Regions from separate parts of the Homo sapiens genome. Here region 2 is linked to region 1. A link is an interaction called in ENCODE POLR2A ChIA-PET data of the cell type or tissue named here. Cell type or tissue: OCI-LY7. All regions are shown on one strand. Each heading gives the region's core, and the rest is flanking DNA. Links, peaks and the distances in the headings are about the cores only. Region 1 overlaps ARID5B (AT-rich interaction domain 5B). Region 2 has its middle 84 kb from the start of LINC02621.

What was found. Peaks named below come from ENCODE experiments on the same cell type or tissue, not always from the same donor. Only the 100,000 strongest peaks of a DNase experiment are listed, where the experiment ranks them.
Region 2: POLR2A ChIA-PET joins it to region 1 with 5 read pairs; 7 of 35 experiments call an interaction of 5 or more read pairs at or near these places.

What each region holds. Positions count from the first base shown.
Region 1 is chr10:62,015,685-62,024,031 of GRCh38, reverse strand. The region is part of intron 4 of ARID5B (AT-rich interaction domain 5B); the gene reads right to left. Among named protein-coding and RNA genes, the nearest start is that of ARID5B, 120 kb to the right of the region's middle. In OCI-LY7, for the core only: a CTCF peak has its summit at 5,763; DNase peaks (open chromatin) are centred at 3,412 and 6,967; H3K4me3 peaks cover 4,149 bases; H3K27ac peaks cover 3,481 bases.
Region 2 is chr10:62,171,199-62,179,545 of GRCh38, reverse strand. No RefSeq gene overlaps it. Among named protein-coding and RNA genes, the nearest start is that of LINC02621, 84 kb to the left of the region's middle. In OCI-LY7, for the core only: no CTCF peak of the experiment used is centred there; no DNase peak of the experiment used is centred there.

The DNA of each region.
Region 1 (8,347 bases), core at 1-8,000:
TAGGGAAATCAAGGCTTGAAAGTGAAGCTGCAGAGGGGGCAGGCACTTAAATCAGAGTTTTCCATATCTTTGTGTGGATACAGAAGCCTATCGGTATCCAAGACTCAAAGGGAACACCACTTTATCTACACGTATGTGACCCTGATCATAACGACTACTTTACTTAGTCTCCCAAACAGTCTGTGTCCTTCAATGTGCCTAGGGCACAGTTCAGGGCAGAACAGTCACTATTCAATAAATATTTGTGGCTTGATTTGGAGATCAGAAATAGCTCTCTTAAAAAGTGCCATTCTTACTCATTTTATAAGTAAGGCTTCCTTTTGCTTGATTAATATCACATCGCTACTTGTCTTTTAAATCAAGGTTGCAGCTATGTATTCCCCCACTTCCTTTTTTCTTTCCTAATCTCACCAAGAGTCTGTTGTTTCTGACTTGACAGTCTGCTTTAAATTCCTTATCCTCTTCCACTTTCCAAATCAACCTTTCACTGACCAAATCCTTCAGCTCTGCAGTACTTTATTCTTCTGGTACAAGAATATGACTCAAAATGTGGCAGTGACCTGCTCACATGTGCATAAATATAGGATTTGGTTCAGTTGGTGTGAGAAGACTCAAAAGGATTCTGTGTCATACATGCAAATACATGGAGCTCTCAAGATAACAATACTTCTTTCAGGCCCACTCAGTTAATATACTATGAATGATGATGGCCAAAGGAGGCAATATGGGGAAGAGTGCCTTGCCCTAAATCTAAGGAGCAAATGCACAAGAAGTCTGAGTTGATGAATATTCTAGTAAGCATTTTGTTACTTTCAGACATTCAGCTATTTGCTAACCAAGCACGTCCACAGAGAAGTGTTACTTTAATGAACAGATAAGAATTGTTCATAGTAAGGGGTGTGAAACAGTCTTCTCTGAATGACTGATCATCTGCCACATCCACTAGGTATTGGGAAAGGGGCTGGAGACTTGCTCCAGTGTGTGGAAAGTCCAAGCAGGGCAAAGAGACAAACACAGAGATATGTTTCTTTGACTTGTTTCCAGCATTGACTAAAGACCTTATCAAAACTCGTAAGAAAACAGATGGGAAGTTCGTTAACACGGGCACCACGGGTTCTGCTGCCCTGATCAATGAGCAAATTTAACCTTGTACTCCAGTTAAAGGAGAGCTCTGTGAATCGTTCACAATGAGGAGATTTTTTTTGGTTTGTTTTCAATTTACATTTTGCTTCCAGTTCTTTTCTGTCATTTCAGTTTTTTACAAGACAAGACCCAGGGAATATCTCAAGGAAAGCACATTAATTTTAATATTCCTTTGATGATCTCCCTCTAATGATAGGAAATCCACAGCCAGTGTCACAAATGAGGGATTGTTGTAGAAAAAAACTGGGTTCCTGTCACATGACCAGGAAGGACTAGGCTTGTGGACACATAGAAGGGTGAGTGGAATTTGTTGTGCAAAAAGGAAAAAGGAAAAGCAACACAGCAAAGTGAGATGGAGTCTTGTTAACAAGCTCTCTACCTCACCGACTGAATCCCAGGTTACCACCCAGGAACAGGAGAGGGCCAGCTCCTCTTTCCTGCGAAAGGTGTGAAATTCCCAAGGCTCCACCCCATCCTCCCAGTGCACAGGTCAGTGGGAGATTCTCCAGGGACCTTCCCCCTTATCTTCCTCCTGCTTCTATCAGGATCAAAAAGGAGGGCAGCTGTGAGACACAAGTAAATGGGTAAGGTTTTCCAAAGGATGGCATGGCCACAGTGGTTACAGTAAGAGTGCCCCTTAACTGGAAATCCGCACACCATCTAGAGAACCTCATTGCTCACATGGGTTTTGCAATCTCCAGAAAGTGGTGTTTGGAGGACGTTAGAGTTTATCCAGTCCAGCCCACTGGACTATATGGGCAAACTTCATTGTATGAGCTCCACTTATATGAATTGTAGTTCAGTAAAGAAGAGAACATGGGACAGGGGGACAGTGCCAGGGCTTAAAGCTACTAAAATGGTTACAAAATGTGAAATTTAGAAGAAGTAAAAACAGTTATGTGATATTCGGTATTACATTTACTTTTCCCAAAAGGAGAAAATTGATAAATCATTAACAAATTCTCCTCTCTGACTCCTTTCCATGTTGTGTCATCTCCCAGTTGCTATGATTGTGGTGATGGCACTGGTTTCTTAAAGACCCGGCTATAAAATATATGGACTAACTGTTGAACCAAACCAGGGAGCTATTAACACCACAGTGGTTGTACTCTAAGCAATTGGGTTTGCACAGCTCCAACTCATGCCTTGAAACGCTGAAATAAATTAACTTCTTTATTTAGACATAAACATTGTTGTAGAAAAAACCAAGTTATTGTCACACGACCACATTACACCCCAGAAAGGGCCAGAATGGATGTTTCTGGTTCACACATTCTGTCCAGGGCAAAAGGAGATACTTCTTGGTAAATATCGCTGACCATAATCTGGATTCTCTAATTTCAGAAACCCATTCCTCTGACAGAGTAATATTTATAGAAGATGAATTTAGGTTTTCAATTATGCCAACTTCCTCTTTCATATTCAAATGCTACATATATTCCAGAACATGTTTACAGAATTTTCCCATATTTCTAAATAAATACTCCAAAGAAGTTCTGAAATATACACATTTTAAAGATGCCTTTGCACACACCAAGTTATTCCCAGATGTTTTACATTCCAAATTTCTCAATAAATGAATAACATGCTAGGAAAGCAAACAAGAGCTGACAGTATTTAGTCTAAGTTTTTTAAATGGTATAGCATGTGCAGCTAAAAACAATTTTCGATAACTATGTATCAGCAGTTATTAAAGAATCCAGAGTGAGTATTTGTGGGACTTGGCACTGAGCTCTATGTAAATGCAGTCTTCAGGATGATTGTTTTGTGTTTCTCACAATCACACTGCAGCAACAACTTTTGTCTTCTATCTTCTGAGATATATATATATATATATATATATATATATATATATATATTCATGTGACAAACCCATGATCCCAGTGCACTGCCACAAATGCTCATTAACAAGCATCACAGTCCCACAGTCAGTTCTGTGAGCTTTGAACCAGTTCCAGAACGAGGGCTACAGCAAATGGCAGCTTGGCCTTTTCATTTTTTCCATTTTTTACACTTAACAAAATGTAGAAAACTCCCAATAACCGCTCCTTTCACACTTTTTATCTCCTTTATAAGTTCGTAATATTCACCCATTAAATCTCAAACTTTGCTATGTTCTTATGTAATGCTTAATTCTCTTCTCTGGCGTTGGCTTGTGAAATGTCTTTAATTAAAAAAGCTAAAAGCACTCTAAATCTGGATGGCAGACTCATTTCCAGGGCATTCAGGCATGTTGTCTAATTTTAAAACTCTGACAGGATACATGTAAATTTATGCAAGTTTCATAAAAGTCACAATTTCCTCCTTGAATTCAAGCTAAAGAAAATGCCCCTGAGCTCTTTTCAAAGCTGTTTGTTTTACTGGAGAGCTCATTTTGCCCATTGTGTTGGAGGTGATTATTCTGAAGAATATCCGATGTCAAAGTCCCATCAATCCACTAAGAATTAAGGAGTTAAATTTCCCGACTATTGATCAAACAGACTCTTTGATCATTATTTTATGCCTTTTAAACACAGATGGGGGAGGGGAGGAAAAATATTATCATGCAAATTATTTTGGTTGACAGTAATTAAGAAATTATATGTTAAGAAAATCAGTAATTGTTCACATGAGTCATTAATGTGTTTTCATTCTTTGTAAAACTTTCTGGCACGCCCTTCCTTTCTTGCTTTAAATAAGCAAGGACTGGAAAATATGCATAGTATTTGGAACCCAGGGGAGTGACATATTAATTCAAAGTTTGCTTGGAAGTGTAGCTTTGTGGAAACTCAAACATGTTCCCATCCTTTTTTGTTTCCACCTCCCTTCTACTCAAGACTCCTCGCCAGAAAGTTAGGGTAGCCTCTTTGAATGTAAGGCAGGGTCTTCTATGGGCTGAGACTCGCTTCTCTTCAGAGGGTCACAGTTAGGAGGGTCACAATTAGAAGACTCACTGCCTAGGAAATCTGTAAGAAAACCCACAAAATGTGGGAATCAGAACGAGCTCAGCCCTGGGCGATTAACCAGTCCTTGCTAATTCTGTGGCTCCCTAGGAGCAAATCTTCACTCTGAATTAAACCTTTGCCAAAGTTTGTTTTGGAAAGGTCTTAAATCCACAGGAAAGAGACTAAAAGTGTATGATGGAAGGCTGAAACAAGCTCCTAAATGGTTGGGACACCTTCGAATGAACTCAGGTTGGCTTATAAATGGCCAATCCCTAAAAGAGCACAAACTAAAATTACATTTGTTTTTATTGAAAGACAGCCTCAAGTGCTGACATGTAGTGTATGACATGGGATACATAATAATACTCTTAAACCAGTTCTGACATAATATCTCCGGCGGCCTAATAACCACAAATGATTGCTTTAGTTAAGAACTAGCCAGAAGCAAAATAGATCCATGTAAAAGTAGCTTGAATCATAAATGCCTCAACAATATTTTATGTCACTTTGTAAAAGTTAAAGGAGTCCTATAATAATTAACAACAAAAACGCCATGTTCTTCACTATTGTACGGTGGTTGTGAAAGGTTATTTCATAGTCCCGAGGCTGCCAGTGCCGTAAATTATGCAGGCACCAAGAAGCATTAAGGAGAAATAATAGCAATTTAAACGAAGGCTGACGTAATTCATGATAAACAGTCATTGGAAAATATTACAATGTTGTCTTTTTTGAGTGGGTTTAATCAGAAGAATGTGACCATATTCTAACATAAACCACTTCTCTTTTCCATTGTGCTAGCACTTGGAATGTTGGCACTCACCCTAGCTGCAAGGTTCTTATTCACAATAATTGCTGAATCCAGAGCTCCAACACCTCCAGGGAACCTAACAATGTAAATTTGGTATTCTGATTGATGGAAGGAGCTTCCAAGACAAAGCTCCAAACCTCTGGGCTGCATGGTGGTCTAAAAAAGGGACTGAAATTTGAGATTCATACAGCCAGGATACTTTCAAGAATACACATTAGAAAGATGGCTCAAGTAAAGCAAGCAGTAAAGAATTACTTTACTGTGATGTCTAACAGAACCTGGAGATGTGGTATGAATCTGGCAGCTGTCCTGATAAAAGCAGATCTTTGTCACAGATTGTTCTTGGTGAACTGTAAATATAGCAACACATTAAGAAGTAAATATGATGGGGAAGACCAAACCAGCCAACTTTCATTAATGCAAAATATCACCAGGTCAGGATCATAAGACATAATCACAAGACAGGGTGGTCAAGCAGATGTTTGTATCTGAACACCCACAAAAAATTACCTTCTGTGCATAAAAGACGACAGTGGTGGGGGCGGGGGAGGGGCAGGTTTGAAAAAAAAAAAAAAAGGTCAGGAACGCGTCTCATGCCAACATGGAGACCGGGCAATATTTACCTCTCTGGCACCCACCCAGTCTTTGGAAACGTAAAGATAATAATGATATTGGTATTACAACTACAAAGCCTTCCAATGTGCAGTTCATTTAAAAGTCTTTAAGCCAACTATTGATTATCTGTGGTGACGAAGGAAGGCAAGGATAAAAGAAAACACAGAAAATCCAATGGCTTATCTTTCCCACTGGTTTCTGTTTCATTCATGATCCATTCTTTCCAAGGGCCATTAAGAGCAGCAGAAGTGATTTCATTTTTTCTTCCTCTCCTTTTCTCTGCCAACCTTCGGATGGAGGTGCTAATGAGCTGGAATAAACTCAAACGAAGGGAGAGGAGGTCTGCCCAGGAAGTCAGGGACTTAGATAATCTACATAGTGGGGCCTCTGTCCCTGATAATAAAAAATTAATTGCCACCTTGCAGAGATCATTTAAAATATCTATTATATAGAAAACCCGATTATTTTTGACACTGGATCTTTTCTTCCAACTGAATCTATTTAAATCATCTCAGAGGTCAAATATCTGGCCACTTCTTTAAAAATATTCTTTCAAAGTAAGATAAATGGCTTTCTCTGGCATTTATACTATTGAATAATAAAAATGTATTTTATCTCCTCTACACACAAACCTTACTTTCTCTAAATAGCCCACTGTGAACATTATCAGTGAATTTTGCTCAGTGTACAAATATTTTATGTATTACAATGAGTAGCAGAACACAAAACTTGCAAATATTTATTTTTAGACATATGGGAAAAAAAGCAATTAGAGCTAAAAATGTGAAGAATGAAGAGCTCACTTAGAAGCAATTACATTGGACATGCAAACTGTTCTGCCATCAAACTTTTATTCAGATGCTGTAGAGCATATTAAGAAATATCACTTGCACACACAAAAAAGAAAATATTATTTCACAACCAAACATTTCCAATCACTATAAACAACATCTGGGGGTCATTAATAACTTACTCTGCAGCTGAATTAGCCAAATAATATGTGGCCTGACTCAGAATTCCTAAATTTCTATTTTTGAAGAAAAAAAAAAAAGCAGAACAAAACAAAATACCATGACTTATTTTTTTTTTCGAGACGGGGTCTCGCTCTGTTGCCCAGGCTGGAGTGCAATGACGTGATCTTGGCTCACTGCAGTCTCCGATGCCCAGATTCAAGCAATTCTCCCACCTCAGCCTCCTCAGTAGCTAGGATTACGGGGCATGTCACCACACCTGGCTAATTTTTGCATTTTTAGTAGAGACAGGGTTTCACCATGTTGGCCAGGCTGGTCTTCAACTCCTGACCTCAGGTGATCCACCCACCTTGGCCTCCCAAAGTCATGGCTTATTTTTTCAAATATGTTTGCTGTCTGGGCAGTTTATATGAATATACAAACGTATGTAGACATAAGGGACAATTTGTGTACACATACGAGGCACATACTGTTTATGCATTAATCACTACTTCCCCTTACGTGGTGTCCTGTTTTTGTTTTGAGGAAGTTTAAAATTGTAATATTGAGTTCACTCTCTCTGCTCAGAGGCTAGTATATAATTAGCATATTTTTCAGACTAGTAAGAATCTAACCATAAGCAACATCTGAGAAGCCTCCCATTCCAAACTACTACAAAGCCTTTTGTACATAGCCTCATAACACATTTTAAGAACAGGCATACTGTTCAAATATGCCAGCCCTAAGATAAAAGAACTAACAATTTTACTGCCACACAACCCACTGTACTGAAACACCCCAAATATTTATACTAACAGGAGTTGAAAATAGTATCAGAGGACAATGCCAAAATATTTCTTCCACTCATTATTAGCAACAGTCTTTGGGAAGACAGATGCCAAGAAGCCAGTGCTTTTCTAATTCACTGGGTCCTATCACATGGTCTGTTAGTATAGGTTTCGTGGGGAGCAACAGACTGGTTGACTTATGGGCAGGGTAAAATTGTCTTTAAGACAATCCGTATTTACAGGGTTTTATTTTAATGCCTCTCAATCTCAAACATCACTTTGAAAAGTATTAAATTTCAATTGTAAGATACACTGTTTGGTTCAAATTTCAATATCTCCAGAATTGGTGGCATCTCAATTGATGGCATTTTACAGTTGTTAATCAGCAGTGCTTTTTATTGTATATGCAATGTGGCACATATAAAAATGGTGTATCTTAGAAATGATGTCTTAAAATTTAATGAACCTCATTGGTCTATATCAGAGGTCAATACATTTTTCTGTACAGGGTCAGAGTGTTGGTATTTTCAGCTTTGTGAGCCATACTCAAGTCAGCTGTCATAGCACAAAAACAGCCATAGATAAGATGTAAGCGTATGAGTGTGGCAGTGTGCCAATAAAACTCTGTAACAGGCTGAGCGCTGCACATGGCCCGTGGGTTGTAGTTTGCCTTATGGACAGTAGGCTGCAAACAGCACACTGACCTATGAGAATAGAGCCAGCTACGTACAGTGATGGAACCTTAGCCGCAATGCTGAATCTCCTAAAGGCACAAACTCCACCATCCTCTGAGTCTTAGTCGAACAATTCACCTACGGCAAGTGCTCCACATATGCCAGATAAGGCTGAAGTGAATAACAGTGTTTAAATTCACACTGTTAGGCCAGGTACGGTGGCTCATGCCTGTAATCCCAGCACTTTGGGAGGCCAAGGTGGGCGGATCACCTGAGGTCGGAGTTCAAGACCAGCCTGGCCACTGTAGCGAAACCCCATCTCTATTGAAAATACAAAAATTAGCTGGGTATGGTGGTGGGCACCTGTAGTCCCAGCTACTCAGGAGGCTGAGGTGGGAGAATCTCTTGAACCCGGGAGGCGGAGGTTGCAGTGAGCCAAGATCGC
Region 2 (8,347 bases), core at 202-8,201, 160 kb before region 1:
AGCAAGGGACTGGGGGAGGTGCAAGGTGGGAAGGGCTGGGCACAGTGGCTCAAGCCTGTAATCCCAGCACTTTGGGAGGCTGAGGCGGGTGGATCACAAGATAAGGAGATTGAGACCATCATGGCCAACATGGTGAAACCCCGTCTCTACTAAAAATACAAAAATTAGTAGGGCGTGGTGGCATGCACCTGTAATCCCAGCTACTCGGGAGGCTGAGGCAGGAGAACTGCTTGAACCCGGGAGGTGGAGGTAGCAGTGAGTGGAGATAGTGCCACTGCACTCCAGCCTGGGCGACACAGCAAGACTCCATCTCAAAAAAAAAACAAAAAACAAAAAAACAAACAAACAAACAAAAAAAAAACCATCTCTGGCAGGAACTAATAAAGCCAGAACTCACTCACACACCCCTGGGGTGAGGACATTAATCTATTCATGAGGGACCCACCCCCATGACCCAAACACCTCCCATTAAGCCCGCCTCCAACATTGGGGATCAAATTTCAACATAAGATTTGGAGGAACAAATATCCAAAATATAGCAGCCACCATACAATAGACGATTTCATCTTCACAACAACCCAGTGAAGTCGATATCATCATTATTCCCATTTTATAGATGAGGAAACTGATACTTGAGGGGCAACGTAACTTGCCCAAAGTCAAACACTTTGAAAATGACAGATTCAAATTCTGACTCCACAGCTATGCTCTTAACTTTCTTTCTCTACTGCCTCTGTTACAGAAAGTGAACTCCTTATCTCTAAGTGCTGCATTGTTGTATTCCATAGCAATGACTGGACTAGCAACTCTGAAACAATCTTTTGTGCAATCTAGACTTGATAAATGAGTATATATATTGAGAATAGTGGAAGCCAGGTTTCTTACTGTTGGTAATGGAACTTGCATGTATGGAAAGGGGAAGACTAGAACATACACTGTAGTGTTGGGTTACAGTTGGAAGTATCACTATGGGCTAATTTTTTTTTTTACATATCTATCCTAGCTCTGTCCATCGAGAAGGCCTAGAAATAATGACATACCAGTAGCCATAAACATACTGAGCCCCCAGATCTTGGTTCTAAATACTATTCTCCAGTAAAAGGAACCAGAGATCCTTGACTGATTCTGGTTCTGGGATAGGGACAGCACATGATGAGCCTGGAATATCTTGTTGCTCCAAAAAATACCCTCAATAACCAAAGCTGGAAACACTTGAGCAACAAAATAAAGTATTATTGGATGATAACACAGAATGTAAAAAACTATTTTTTATCCATACTGATATAAATTGTTGAATAGGTAAATAATAGGAAAGAAGAATTCAAAATATGCAGATTCTCTACTATCAAGGAGGTGAAGCATAACTTCACTTCTTAAGCCAGTGCTTCACTTGGTGACTTCCTTTCAAAGAGTACAGTATGAAAAGGTAGGAAAAAAACCCAGTAGCTTCAGAATAGAAGAAGCTGACAAACACCATGTCAGGCTGGTGGGAGCTTTCAGTTGGCTCCTCTGTTCCTTTGACATGCCTCCATCAATGTGTTTTTATTTGAGCACTTCTTTTCTTTTTGGTAAAACAAAATACTCCAGGCTCCTCCTGTATATTTCCTCCCCCAATCCTAGAACCAGCCATTTCTCCAAAGAGCCCTAGTTTATTTTATTTCAAGAATGGTATTAGAAACCAAGATCTTGTAGTTTAGTGTGCTCATTTTTACTGGGATTTCATTGCTTCTAGCCTCTGCAGACAGAAGAAAATATATGTGTATATATGAATGTATATATTCATATCTATAAATACTTCTATCTATATTAAGCTAAACATGAGTTTAAACTGATGTCTTCAACTCTAAACCGTGACCACAAAGATCAGTCTAGCCCCCTCCCCTTGATCATCTGTAACCTCTCACTGGAACAGTGAAACACCTGGCTCCTACCATCCATTATCCATTTATGTAAAATTTCACTATATATGTATAGTGGTAGCCAACTTTTTTATTTTAGCCATTCTAATTGGTAGATAGTAGTATCTTCTAAAGGTTTCAGTTTCCATTTTCCTTGTGATTAAATATGTAGAACATCTTTTCATGTGCATTCTTCCCATCGGTATATCTTCTTTGGTTATATATCTGTTCAAATCTTTTGCTCATTTAAAATTAGATTTTTTCTTCTCATTATGTTTCAGAAGTTACTTGTGTACTTTGGATTCATGTCCTTTATCAGATATGTGGTTTGCAAGTATTTCCTCCCAGACTTTCGCTTATTTGTTCACTCTCTGACCAGTGCTTTTAATTCTGATGAGATCAGATTTATCAGAATCTTGGTTTTTATTTTATTATTTTACGAACCATGTTTTTGTTGTCATGTCTAAGAAGTGTTTGCCTAACCCAGTGTCACTGATATTTCTCATACATTTTTTACTTCCAAAAATTGTACAGTTTTGGTCTGCGATCTGTTTTATAGTTTATTTTGTATATGGTGTGATATATCGATTAATTTTTTTGCATATGAATATCCAATTACTCTAGCACCCTTTATTTAAAAGACTACTTTCTCTTCACTGAATTGCCTTTACAGTTGTAGAGTTTGTAGAGTTAATTGTTCATGTATTTGTGAGCAATTTTTTTATTCAGACACTCCCTATTTTGTTCCATTGATTTGTTGTTCTATCTTTACACCAATACTACATTGTCTTAATTACTTCAGCTTTCTGATAAGTGTTAAAACCAGGTTATTGTTTCTAAAACTTTATCATTTTTCAAAATTGTTTTGGCTATTTGAGATTCTTTGCATTTCCATATGAATTTTAGAATTGTCTTGTTGATTTCTACAAAACTCCTGCTGTCATTTTGACTGGGATTATATTTAATCTATAGATTCATTTGGGAAAAGTTACATTTTTTTTTTCTTTTTTTGTGACAGGGTCTTACTCTGTAACCCAGGCTGGGGTGCAGTACACAATCACAGCTCACTGCAGCCTTGACCTCCTGGTCTCAAGTTTTCCTCCCTCCTTAACCTCCCAAGTCTCTGGGACTACAGGCATGCACCACCACGCCTAGCTAAGTTTTTGGTTTTTTGTAGTGATGGGGTCTCACTGTGTTGCCCAGGCTGGTCTCGAACTTCTGGGCTCAAGTGATCCTCCTGCCTCAGCCTCACAAATTACTGGGATTACAGGCATGAGCCACCATTCCCAGCCAAAACTGATATCTTAACTGTCATCTGGCCAAGGAACACAGGATATTTTTCCATTTGTTTAAGTCTTCCTTAATTTCTCTCAGAAATATTTTATAGTTATTAGGGTACAGATCTTGCACATCATTTGTCAAATTTATTCCTAACTAGTTCATTTTTGTGGTGCTATTGTAAATCATATTTTTGAATTCAATATCTTCTTTCATTGCCAACATATAGAAATGCAGTAGATATTTGTATATTAATCTTGTATCATGCAACCTTGCTAAGCTCACTTATTAGTCCCAATAGGTTTTTTATGGAATCCATTGGATTTTAACATAGATGATTATGTCATCTCTAAATACAGTTTTACTTTTTTTCATTGCAATCTGAATTTATTTTTTTTCTTTTTCTTGCCTTACTGCACTAATTAAAACTTCCACTATAATGCTGAATAGAAGTGGTGAGAGCAGAAATTCTTGTATTATTTCTGACCTTAGCAGGAACATCCAGTTCTTCATCACTAAGTGAGATGTTATCTATAGATCTTTCATAGATGTTCTTTATTAGGTTAAGGAATTCTCTTGCATTCCTAGATTGCTGAGAATTTTTATCAGGAATAGTGTTATATTTTGTCAATGGCGTTTTCTGCATCTATTGAGATAATCACGTTTTTTCTTTTTTAGTTTGCTAATGTAGTGAATTACATTGGTGACTTATATATGGTGATTTTAAAAAGTTAAACTTATATTCATGGGATAAATGACCACTTCATCATTATCCTTTCTATATATTGGTACAATCAATTTGCTAAAATTTTATTCAGCGTTTTTGCTTACATGTTCACGAGGGATTTGAGTTTGTAGTTTCTTTTCTTGTATGTTTTTGTCAGATTTCAGAATCAGGCTAATGCTGACCTCAAAGAATGAGTTGCAAAATATTTCATCCTCTTCAATTTCCTGGAAGAGCTTGCCTAAACTTGGTATTATTTTCTCTTTAAATGTTTGATAGCATTCATTAGTAAAGCCATCTGGGCCTGAATTTTTCTTTCTTTGAAAGTTTAAACAAAAAATTTAATTCCTTTAATAGGTGTAGAGCTATTTAGTTTATCTATTTATTCTTGAGAAATCTTTAGCCGTTTGTATCTTCCAAGGAATTTATACATCTCTTCTGGGTTTTCAAATTTACTAGCATAACATTGTTTGTAATATTCCTTTATTACCTTTTTAATATCTGTAGACACTATTGTAGTGTCACCTCTCTATCCTTATATTGGTAATTTCTTCTCATTTTTTTCCTGACTATTCTGGCTAGAGGTTTATTAATTTTATTGATCTAAAATATCAGTTTTGATTTTATCAACTTTCTTTATTTCTTTGTTTTCAAGTTCGCAGATTTCTACTTGCTTTCTATGCTTTCTCTTCTGTATACATTGGATTTCATTTGTTTTATGTTTTCTAGTTTTTTAAGATGGAAGCTGATTTGAGACTGCTCTTCTTACCTACTACAGGCACTTAGTGCATCAGTTCTCTCCTGTGTTCAACTTTAGCATCATCCTACGAATTTTATTCCTCTGTGTTTTCATTTTTATTCCATTCAAAACACATTTTGGGGTTTTTTTGTTTGTTTTTTTGAGATGGAATCTCACTCTGTCACGCAGGCTGGAGTGCAGTGGCACAATCTCGGCTCACTGCAACCTCTGCCTCCCAGGGTCAAGCGATTCTCCTGCCTCGGCCTCCTGAGTAGCTGGAATTACAGGCACATGCCACCACGCCCAGCTAATTTTTGTATTTTTAGTAGAGGTGGGGAGTCATCATGTCGACCAGGCTGGCCTTGAACTCCTGACCTCAAGTGATCCACTCACCTCAGCCTCCTAAAGTGCTGGGATTACAGGCGTGAGCCACCGCACGTATCCTCAAAACACTTTTAAATTTTCCTTTCGGCCAGGCGTGGTGGCAATCCCAGCACTTTAGGAGGCTTAGGTGGGCAGATCACGAGGTCAAGACATTGAGACCATCCTGGCCAACATGGTGAAACTCCGTCTCTACTAAAAATACAAAAATTAGCTTGGCATGGTGGCACAAGCCTGTAGTCCTAGCTACTTGGGAGGCTGAGGCAGGAGAATCACTTGAACCCAGGAGGCGGAGGTGGCAGTGAGCCGAGATTGTGCCACTGCACTTCAGCCTGGCATCAGAGCGACACTCCATGGTGAAAAAAAAAAAACCAATTTCTTTTTTTTTTTCATTATACTTTAAGTTTTAGAGTACATGTGCACAACGTGCAGGTTTGTTACATATGTATACATGTGCCATGTTGATGAGCTGCACCCATTAACTCGTCATTTAACATTAGGTATATCTCCTAATGCTATCCCTCCCCGCTCACCCCACCCCAAAACAGGCCCCAGTGTGTGATGTTCCCCTTCCTGTGTCCATGTGTTCTTATTGTTCAATTCCCACCTATGAGTGAGAACATGCGGTGTTTGGTTTTTTTGTCCTTGCGATAGTTTGCTGAGAATGATGGTTTCCAGCTTCATCCATGTCCCTACAAAGGACATGAACTCATCATTTTGTATGGCTGCATAGTATTCCATGGTGTATATGTGCCACATTTTCTTAATGCAGTCTATCATTGTTGGACATTTGGGTTAAGCAATGGCAACAAAAGCCAAAATTGACAAATGGGATCTAATTAAACTAAAGAGCTTCTGCACAGCAAAAGAAACTACCATCAGAGTGAACAGGCAACCTACAGAATGGGAGAAAATTTTTGCAATCTACTCATCTGACAAAGGGCTAATATCCAGAATCTACAATGAACTCAAACAAATTTACAAGAAACAAACAACCCCATCAAAAAGTGGGCAAAGCATATGAACAGACACTTCTCAAAAGAAGACATTTATGAAGCCAAAAGACACATGAAAAATGCTCATCATCACTGGCCATCAGAGAAATGCAAATCAAGAAAAATTTCTTTCATCCCTTCTTTTATCATGAGTTATTTAGAAGAGTGTTATTTAATTTCTAAATATTTGTAGATTTTCTAAAGATCTTCCCGGTATTGATTTCTAATTTAATACTGTTGTGTTAGAAAACATACTATCTGTGGCTTGAATTCTTTTCAAAATATTCAGATCTGTTTTATGGCCCAGAACGTGGTTGTCCTTGTAAATATTTCATGTGCACTTGAAAAAAATGTCTAATTTGCTGTTATTAGGTGGAGTGTTCTTTAAGTATCAATTAAATTCAGTTGACAGATTGTGTTGTTCAAGTCTTCTATATACCTACTGAATTTTATCTACCTGTTTATTATTGAGAGAGAGGCATTAAAATCACCTCGAATTATAGATTTATTTTTCCTTGCAGTTCTATCTGTTTTTACTTAATGTCTTTTGAAAATCTGTTACTAGTTCATTAGTATTTAGGATTTTTATGTTCTCCTGATGGACCAATCTCTTCATCATCATGAAATGACCTTCTTTCTCCCTGGCACTATTCTTTGCTCTGAACTACTTCCTCTGATACTAACATAGCCTCTCCAGCTTTCTTTTTCTTTCTTTTCCATGTAATACCATGGTTATCTCTTTTCATCCTTTTACATTTAACCCCATTTGTTCTTTGTATTTAATGCAAGTTTTTTGTAGGCATTATACAGCTAAGGTCTTGTTTTTTAATATGACAGTCTCTGCTTTTTAATTGAGCTGTTTAGATCATTTATGTTTAATGTGATTATTGATGTGATTAGGTTTAAATCTATCATCTTGCTGTTTTCTATTTGTCCCATCAGTTCATTGTTCTTCTTTTTCTGCCTTTTTCTGGATTAACTAGGCTTTTAAAATTATTTCATGTATCACCCTTATTGCCTTTTTAAGATCCAACTCTGTTGTTTTAGTGGTTTCTTTAGGGTGTACAGTAAAGGCCATCTTGTTAGATAAGCTTTGCGGTTTCTCTATTGTGTTACTACCTACCTCCTAAAACTTTCACAGGAACATTTTTACTGTCTACTCTGTACCACGTACTTTTCAACACTTTAAATACATCAGGTCATGTAATATAACAATACTACGAGGATGGACTGTTACTCCTATCTTACACATGTGAAAACTGAGACCTAACAGGTATACTGACACTTGCTCGTGGTTACACAGCTAGTAAATGGTTGAGTTTGGATTAAACTCCTCTTTCCTTAGCCCTGGATCTCTGAGTGTTAGTAAGTTTATACTGGTGATGACAAATCAGTACTATATGTGGTAACTGCCTCCTCTGAAAATTTAGTTTTGTGTTATTGCTTTTATTGTTATTGTTTTAATTCACAAACCTGTTTGTGGTAACTTAAGCATTAAGGATTTCCTTGCATTTTTAATTTTATGTGATTTGGAAAATTGCCATACCACATGGCTCATTGCATGGCCCTCTCAGTTCCTGCAAAGTAATCCATCAAACAGAAACCACGGCATTTATTGTTCTAAATAGTCTTCCACTGGGTATAACATTGAACTCCACCAGCTCTGAGGGTTGTTTTCGTTTGTTTGCTTTTTTTTTAACCAACTTTACCAGTCTGAGTGTTTTAATTCTCCCCTAGAACTGATTACTAAAAAGTTATAATTTATCGTTTTTAAAATGTGATGTTTTCCCACTTAATATGGATGTATATTTCCTTTTTTTGTCAAGAAGATAATATACCAAAATAATAAATTGCTCTAAATTGCTCAGTGATTTCAGTTAATGTGAATCCATGTTTAGCAGGTTGGCATATAACAGTGGTTATCAAAGCGTGGTCCACAAATCTCTGGTGGTAGGGGCAGGTAAGGGGTGTGTCTCTGACACCTTTGGATGATCTGAGAGGGCAAAACTATTTTTATAAAAGCACTAAAAAGATTGGGAGGCCGAGGCGGGTGGATCACGAGGTCAGGAGATCGAGACCATCCTGGCTAACACGCTGAAACCCCGTCTCTACTAAAAAATACAAAAAATTATCCGGGCATGGTGGCAGGCACCTGTAGTCCCAGCTACTCAGGAGTCTGAGGCAGGAGAGTGGTGTGAACCCGGGAGGCGGAGCTTGCGGTGAGTGGAGATCGCGGCACTGCACCCCAACCTGGGCGACAGAGCGAGACTCCGTATCAAAAAAAAAAAAAAAGTCACTTGCATTCTTCATTATGTTGACATTTGCACTGATG